2 separate regions of the Mus musculus genome follow, and region 1 is linked to region 2. A link is a contact called in ENCODE Hi-C or POLR2A ChIA-PET data. All regions are on one chromosome and are shown on one strand. The core of a region is the stretch at or near the end of the contact, and the rest is flanking DNA. Distances in the headings are between cores, read along the strand shown. Region 1 overlaps Elk3 (ELK3, member of ETS oncogene family). Region 2 holds the start of Nedd1 (neural precursor cell expressed, developmentally down-regulated gene 1).

Region 1 (3,655 bases), core at 351-2,850, 530 kb before region 2:
AACAGCCCCGAAAAGCCTGCCCTTTACAGGCGGTCCTCCCTCCAGGTCAGGCAGAGACACCTTGGAGGCTCTGCAATGTCCTGAGATAACCCAGGCAAAGCTCTTTAGGAAGTTCCCCTTCCAAGTTCCCAAACAATCCTTCCTTTAAGGTTGCAGGATCTCCGGCGAGAACTGCAATTGGAGGAGGAGTGAATGAAGTCATTTCACAATGTTTATTTGCATATATTATAGAAGGCATTTCAAATGTATTAACCATGAGAAACAGAAGGCCCCTGCATTCTATGTGCATCCTGTATTCCTTGGAAACAAATGTGCAAGCGCCTCAGATCCAGAGGGGATGTAAACGGTAGATCCTGCACTTTACATATTTCCCAGACGTGTGAGTTTGTGGCCTTGGATGAGAAAATGGTAGCTGCCCTTTCTGGTTTAGAAGACTGTGCCTGCCGACTTTGAGAAGAACCTGAGAGCACTGACCCTGGTTATTAACTGTTAATAACACTGTGGTTTGAACCTGGCTCTAAAGTACCTCAAAGCACCTGGGTCTGCGGACTAGGGCCTAACCTACCCATACAAGTTGGATTCCCAGAACTTTTTAGCACCCAGTTGAGAATTCCTCATGAATGGATAAATTCTATTTAATGAGTATGTCTGGTACATTTTATATTTATTACTGATTTACAAAATGACCTGAGTCTCTTAGACTTGACATCTTTGTGTATTGGTCATATATATACATTATATATATACATTATCCATACTTTTATATAATATGTAAATATCTATTTATATTGTATGCTGTAATATATATAAGGTAAATAATATATAAAATAATGTGTATATTACTATATAAAACTAATATAATATATAGTAATATATTAAGAGTATCATTTGAATTACATGTCCTTGCAGCAACCCTGCAATAGCATACATTTTCCTTTCCCCCAGTTGACAGATTAAGATTGAGGACCAGAGAGGCTGGGCTGTTCGTCCGAGGTTGTCTAGCTAATGAGCAGAGGTTCTGAACATGGGAACCCTGTCAGAGCTCATGCTTACCCATTTATTTTTAACCATGAGGCCAGCTGGCCTAGCACACTTGTGAAATTGCCTCCAACTAGGAAAAAAAAAATGGATCACTAACTCAAAACACGTATTTATCCTAGTAACCTCGTAGGCCATTCAATATGTAGAAGGAAATGCCATGGAACCAAAGACTCAAAGAACTTGGTTTAAATCTGTTTACCAGTCAGCACTTCGGCTGGAAGACCACTGGATGTTTGTCTCTCTCTCCCGCTGAACAGAGCAAACCTTTCAATTTAGGTTTAAGCTCAAATGCATTTGATAATTACAGAGGCTGCCGGGGCCAGTTCTAGGAAAAAATAACACGGCGGCATCCAGCATGATGCAATCTTTAATGCTGGCGCCTTTGCTGTGTTCTTACACAAAGAGTCTTATTGAGGGGCTCCTCTGGTCACTAGAGGTGCAGACACCCTGGGCCAGGGAGTTTGCCTCTGCTGAGAAGAAAAGCCGTGCAGATTTACTGGCTGGGACGGCTTGTTTCTCCTGCCCTTTAGCTGGCTTGTGGGCCAGGCCTCCTGCCGAGTGCGGGCAAGCAAATGCCAGTCCGTCACTTCTAAGAAACGCTGCATTCTGGCTCCACAGCCCTACTTTCCCATTGCCAGGGCAATGGATTCCTCCCAGCCCCACGTCCAGAGTGAAGTCCGCAAGATCAGCTCAGGGCTTCTGAACAAGCGGCTGCAAGCCATGCTCATAGAATTTCAATTATTACAGGGCTGTTGATAATGGGGCATGATGCCCAAGATGATCCTTTTTACAAGCATGTGGCCCGTGGGCGGGGGTGGGGGGGTGTTGTAAACTTTGGGTGTGATCGCTGTCCACTGTGGCTAAACAGTTTGATAAGAAACGAAGCCCCCCTTCCAGGGATCCTATTCAGTCTATACATTTGTCTACTGGGAGCAGGGGGAAGGGACAGAAGGAACTGTTTGACAAGTTGCTACAAACCTGACTTTTCCAACCAGAATGTAGCTTGCCTAAGAACTGCACATAAAATTAGTACTGAGAATTAAGCTACTCCTAGTCATGTGGAGAGAACTAAAGTTGCCCAGTTTTCCCGAGAAGGCGAGGCTTGGTTCTCACACACTGACCACTCCGCTGCTTTTTGGTCATGGCTGGTGTTAGGTGACCCCCAATCAAGAGCTGCCTGTTGCCTTGTCTTCTAGACACCAAGTGGACTGTTTCTGGCCTCGAGTCCGCTGCTGCCCAGCATACACTTCTGGAGCAGCCTTAGTCCTGTCGCCCCACTGAGTCCTGCCAGGCTGCAAGGGCCGAACACACTTTTCCAGGTAAGTGTCTGCAAATGAGCTTTTAAACGCGAGTCATCTAACGGATGGCTTTTCTCTAAATTCCACAAAAGCTCTCTCTGACGGTACCTTCTGCCACTGAGCTACCAAGTTAAAAGTTTCCAAGGGGAATTCCTAAGGATTGGGTTGAAAGTCATTTTAGAGACAGACATTTCTTTTCTCTGAGGCAGAGAAGAGGTTCTTCTATCAGGAACACACACATGGATTCTTTAAGGGTTCTGGATACTTCCACGTGACTAGGAAAACTGGAAATTGACTGCAGGAAATGATTTAAAATTAAAACATGATTTTTATAAAAGCTCTATAAGAGACTTTAAAACAGGAACCCAACTAGTCAATAGATTCACATGAAAAAACACTGAAAAAAATAGAAACAGTGAACAGTTTTCCCAAACTGGAGTAGAAACGTTACCCGCATCATTCTACAGATTATAATCAGGCTTGAATTATGTAACAAAATACTGTGCAACATATGGTTAAAGAATGATGAAGCTGAGCCGGGCAGTGGTGGTGTACACCTTTAATCCCAGCACTTGGGAGGCAGAGGCAGGTGGATTTCCGAGTTTGAGGCCAGCCTGGTCTACAAAGTGAGTTCCAGGACACCAGGGCTACACAGAGAAACCCTGTCTCGAAAAAAGAATAATGAAGCCCTCCCTGAGTTAGGTGAACACATTCATTATCCATTCTTCTTCTGGAATTTTCCAGGAGCTTTACTCAGTATCCCATGGAGATCAGTATCTCCTGAGTCTCAAAGATTGCTACACACCAATAGGGCATTACTGTCTTGAGGATGTGAGTTCAGGCAGGGCAGGAATGAAGCAAAGGTAGACGCCTTGCTAGCTCCACGCTCCTCTCTAGCTTGGTCTACCCAGCCTGCTTCCCTTGGCCTAGGATGCTCACCCCAAACTGGCTGTCGCTCCTTATTCCCACGGTCCTTAACATTTTACATTAGGACTACCCATTGATCTGGCAAGTGGACCCCCCCCCAAAAAAAACCCTCAAAACCATAACCTGTTCACTGTGCTGTCTCCCAGCTTCTAGCACATCAATGGTCACACACATGTCAGTCATTACTGATAGCCTAGTGACAAGATGCCAAAGCACACATGCCAATAAAAGATGTGATGAGCTCCAGGCTGTCCTCTAAGGTGGTCACTTTGCTTAGCAAGGCTAGTATTTGCTGAGCACCTCTCTGCAAGAACACCATGTCTACACACCAGGATTTACGAGCTCTCTGGGAGGACGGAGCAGCTTCGGAGGTTTAGATTGCTATCCTG
Region 2 (3,622 bases), core at 300-2,799:
TCTACCTTTTCCCCCCACCACATAATCCAGTCTTAAGCTTTCTTGCTGGTTTCAGTGTTAGAGAGTTGTGTTTTCTGCTTCAAGCATTCTTTTCTTCATGTGTTCCAGTTCTCCCTACTTAGATCTCAGCATTTTAGGCCAAATTCCAGGAAAAAAAATCAGCTAATAACACCAAAAGCAGCTGCAGATTACACAAGGCATATACTGCTTGCTCCCCGTCTTCATTTTATGGTTGTTCCTCACCAGCTTCCAGAAGCTGGAGAGACTTCTTTTTCTCCTAGGGGAGGTGGGGATTGGCACTTCTTAGGTTTCCAGTTGTTTTTGATATGGGTTCAGATAACTGGGACATTATGTATCCAGTTGAGAAACACATCCGGTGTGCACCTGGGACAAAGGAGCAACACTTTCCATAGGAACATGCTATCAGTGATGGAAGTAAGAACTCTCAACAGAGCAATCTTTTAGCAGGAATGTTGGGAAAACTCAGTTCATTGGCCCCTTTCTACCATGAAATACATTTCCTTCAAAAACAAAAAAACCAAAAAACCACTGAGTTGGTGTTCATGTACCTGAACAGCAGCATGTGAAGCTGCGGATGTGAAGATGGCTAGCTCAGAGGCTGAAGTCACTACTGGGTTTGTTCTCAGGGTTAGGGTTCGTTTTGGGTTAGATGTTCCTCTCCTCTGCTTTCCTCCTTTTCCCTCCCACCCCTTCCTTTCTCTTCCCCTCCTTTCCTTCTCCCACTCCTGCCACAATTTCCTCTCCATTCCCTCCCCTCTTTGAAACTGAGTTTCTTTGTATAACCGTCCTGGAACTCGTTCAGTAGACCAGGATGGATTTGAACTCACAGAGATCCCATTGCCTTTGCCTCCTGAGTGCTAGGATTAAAGGCTTGTACCACCACACCCCTTTGAAGTTAGATGTTTAACCTGCAGCTTTTCTTGGCTTCCTCTCAAGTAATCCTCTCCTAAACCAACCATGTTAATTGCCTTTATTATGAGCGTTCTTCTTTGTGATAACTGTGACACCTTTTTTTGTGGGAACTGAGAGTTGCCCGTGAATTCCCCATCTTTTATTCTTCTGTTTTGTTTTGTTCAAGACAGAGGTTCTCTGTGTAGTCCCTGGCTGTCCCGGAACTCACTCTGTAGACCAGGCTGGCTTAGAACTCAGCAGTCTGCCTGCTTCTGCCTCCCTAGTGCTGGGATTAAAGGTGTGCACCGCCACTGCCTGGCATTTTATTCTTGCCTTCCCTTTCCCTACAGAAGTGTTAATATTAACTTCCTAACTAGACTGTAATCTCCAGCAGGCTAGGGAACCTGCGTGTTGACTGACCTCTTGTCCCTTCAAGCTAAACACAGTAAGTGCACACCCACAGCCTAACTCAGCGCCTGGCACACAGTAGCCAGCAAACAAATGAGTGATAAAGGAGCAGTAGCTACAGGCTAGGATATCTTCCTCTGCACCGCCCCAGGGTGGGAGGCCACCCAGCACCCCCGCGGGCTGAGCGCTCGGGGCACCGCCTTTCCCGTGACGTCATGCGAGGCGGGACTTCCGGCCGCCCAAGTTTAACAGTCCAGGCGGGAGCCGGAAGCGCAGCGAGGAACGGGTGGAGCTGGGCCTCCCCTGTGGCCCCACGCTTGAGAGGTGAGGTTCCGCCTGACAGGGAGGCTCTGTGAGCGCGGTGGCCTTGGGCCGGGGACCCCCGAGGTCAGCCTCTTCGGTCCTGCGTTGGGCGGCAGCGGGCGCGCGCGCGCGCTGGAAAGTGGCCGGGGACCGGGCAGGACAGGACAGGACAGGACCGGGTCGCGGGCCCCGGATTTAAGGGCCAAGCTGCCCCGAGCGGCTCGTCCACCCCGACTCCCGGGTCTGGCTCGCCCGTAGCTGCTGAGCGCAGGCGCCCTGGGCTAGGGGTGCAACTCCCGAGAACTCTTCTTGAGCAGAGAGTGCAGTTGGTCGCTGTCGCTCTTCTTTCCCGGGATCCTCTCCCGGGGACTGATGTCAGAGCCCAGAAGCCAAGCGAAGGGACTGTGAGAGGTCTCCGTGAAGTCAGCCTCACTGAAGCTGTGTGGGTCGCTTAACTCTTCTGAAGAGCCTTGATCCACTCATTGCACCACACTGCACAGTAGGCTCCTTGTGTGGGGTTAGGGTAGCAGCAGCTTGCAGCTGTTTACTGTTCTTCAGAGTTCAACTTTTCTACCCTGTGTTTTTCCATGGGCCGGGGAACAAGGGGCATTGAGTAAGTGTTTTAGTCACCAAATAGAAACATTGTCTACAATTCAACAGGTGACTCTGCAAGTTTTTAGCCTCACCTACTAGGGGTCCCTTCTAACTCAGAACCACCCCACACACTACTGTATCCAAAAATATGCACAACAAATAACTGTTTTAATCCTTTCCATAAACTTTATTTATTTATTTATTTTTCCTCTTGAGACTCAATGATTTCTGCCTTATGCTTTTTAGTTTGTCCTCTGGAACCCAGATATGTATGATGCTTTTGTTGATGATGTGGGGGCGTGTCTTTGACCACTGTTGGCCTTTAACCTTGGTTAAATTCAGCCCCCTATGTCACCAGATGGAATCAATTCAGTGTGTTGTAGCTGCCGTAGCATCCCTTAAAAAAAAAAAAAAAAAAAAAAAGTAGGGCGTGGTGGCGCACACCTTTAATCCCAGCACTCGGGAGGCAGAGGCAGGCGGATTTCTGAGTTCAAGGCCAGCCTGGTCTACAGAGTGAGTTCCAGGACAGGCAGGACTATACAGAGAAATCCTGTCTCAAAAAACCAAAAAAAAAAAAAAAAAAGTAACCACTTTTTATTAGACTTCAAGTATCAATGAAACTGTGTTGACCTATAAAAAGAAACATATTTTGTGTGGCTACCATGGATTAAACACACACACACACACACACACACACACAGGAACACTATGGATTAAACACACACACACACACACACACACACACACACACACACACACACACAGGAATTAAAAACTAGCATCTGCTTGTGCCTTAGTTTTCTCCATTGATTTTATTTCTATCTAAACAAATATCGGTTGCAACCCACTTCATTCAAACTCATTGTTAATATATCTAATGTCTTCAGACAGGCAATAGGATAAATTGAATTACCAAGTTTGTTAATTGGATAGTAGTATAGTACTCTTTTTTGTTGCTGTTTTTGTTTGTTTGTTTTGTTTCTGAGATAGGGGTTTTCTGTGTAGCCCTGGCTGTCTGGAACTAGCTCCACAGACTAGGCTGGCCTCAAACTCACAGATCCACCTGCCTCTGCCTGGGATTAAAGGCGTGCACCACCACCACTGCCGGCCCTGTAATAATAGTACCATGGTACCACCCATACTGAGTGTGAGAGCATATTTCTCTGCCTTTTCTCTCCTCTGTATGTTTAAATACACCGTCTTTCACAGTACTGCTGCCCTTCAGAGTGCTTGGAGCAGCCTCTCTGCTTTCTGTCTAGACTGCCTTGGCTTGTGGCATCATTCTGTCAGATTTATGTGCTGGGAACATCACACTGAATAAAAAGTCAGAGGTCTGGGACCAAGAGTTGGTTTTAGGATACAGTGGCAACTTATTTAACTTTGTTGTTAATTTTAGAGTTTGGAA

The links. Hi-C counts contacts between places; a loop is a spot of excess contacts on that map. ChIA-PET counts read pairs that join two places held with the same protein, here RNA polymerase II (POLR2A).
Region 1: a loop to region 2 is called in a map of T-helper 17 cell, with 4 times the contacts of the local background. The contact joins the enhancer-like site here to the promoter of Nedd1 in region 2. A Hi-C loop is called at or near these places in 1 of 37 maps with a recorded cell type or tissue (T-helper 17 cell). POLR2A ChIA-PET finds 5 or more read pairs at or near these places in 1 of 5 experiments (embryonic stem cell).

The regions. Positions count from the first base shown.
Region 1 is chr10:93,253,394-93,257,048 of GRCm38, reverse strand. It overlaps Elk3 (ELK3, member of ETS oncogene family), which reads left to right. Exons shown (of 5, transcript NM_013508.2): 4 at 2,238-2,360. Among named protein-coding and RNA genes, the nearest start is that of Gm32551, 30 kb to the left of the region's middle. Within about 2 kb of position 1,600, at least 2 of the 3 ENCODE cell types and tissues checked have a DNase peak (open chromatin) inside an H3K27ac peak, as active enhancers do.
Region 2 is chr10:92,720,345-92,723,966 of GRCm38, reverse strand. It overlaps Nedd1 (neural precursor cell expressed, developmentally down-regulated gene 1), which reads left to right and starts at 1,549. Exons shown (of 15, transcript NM_008682.2): 1 at 1,549-1,644.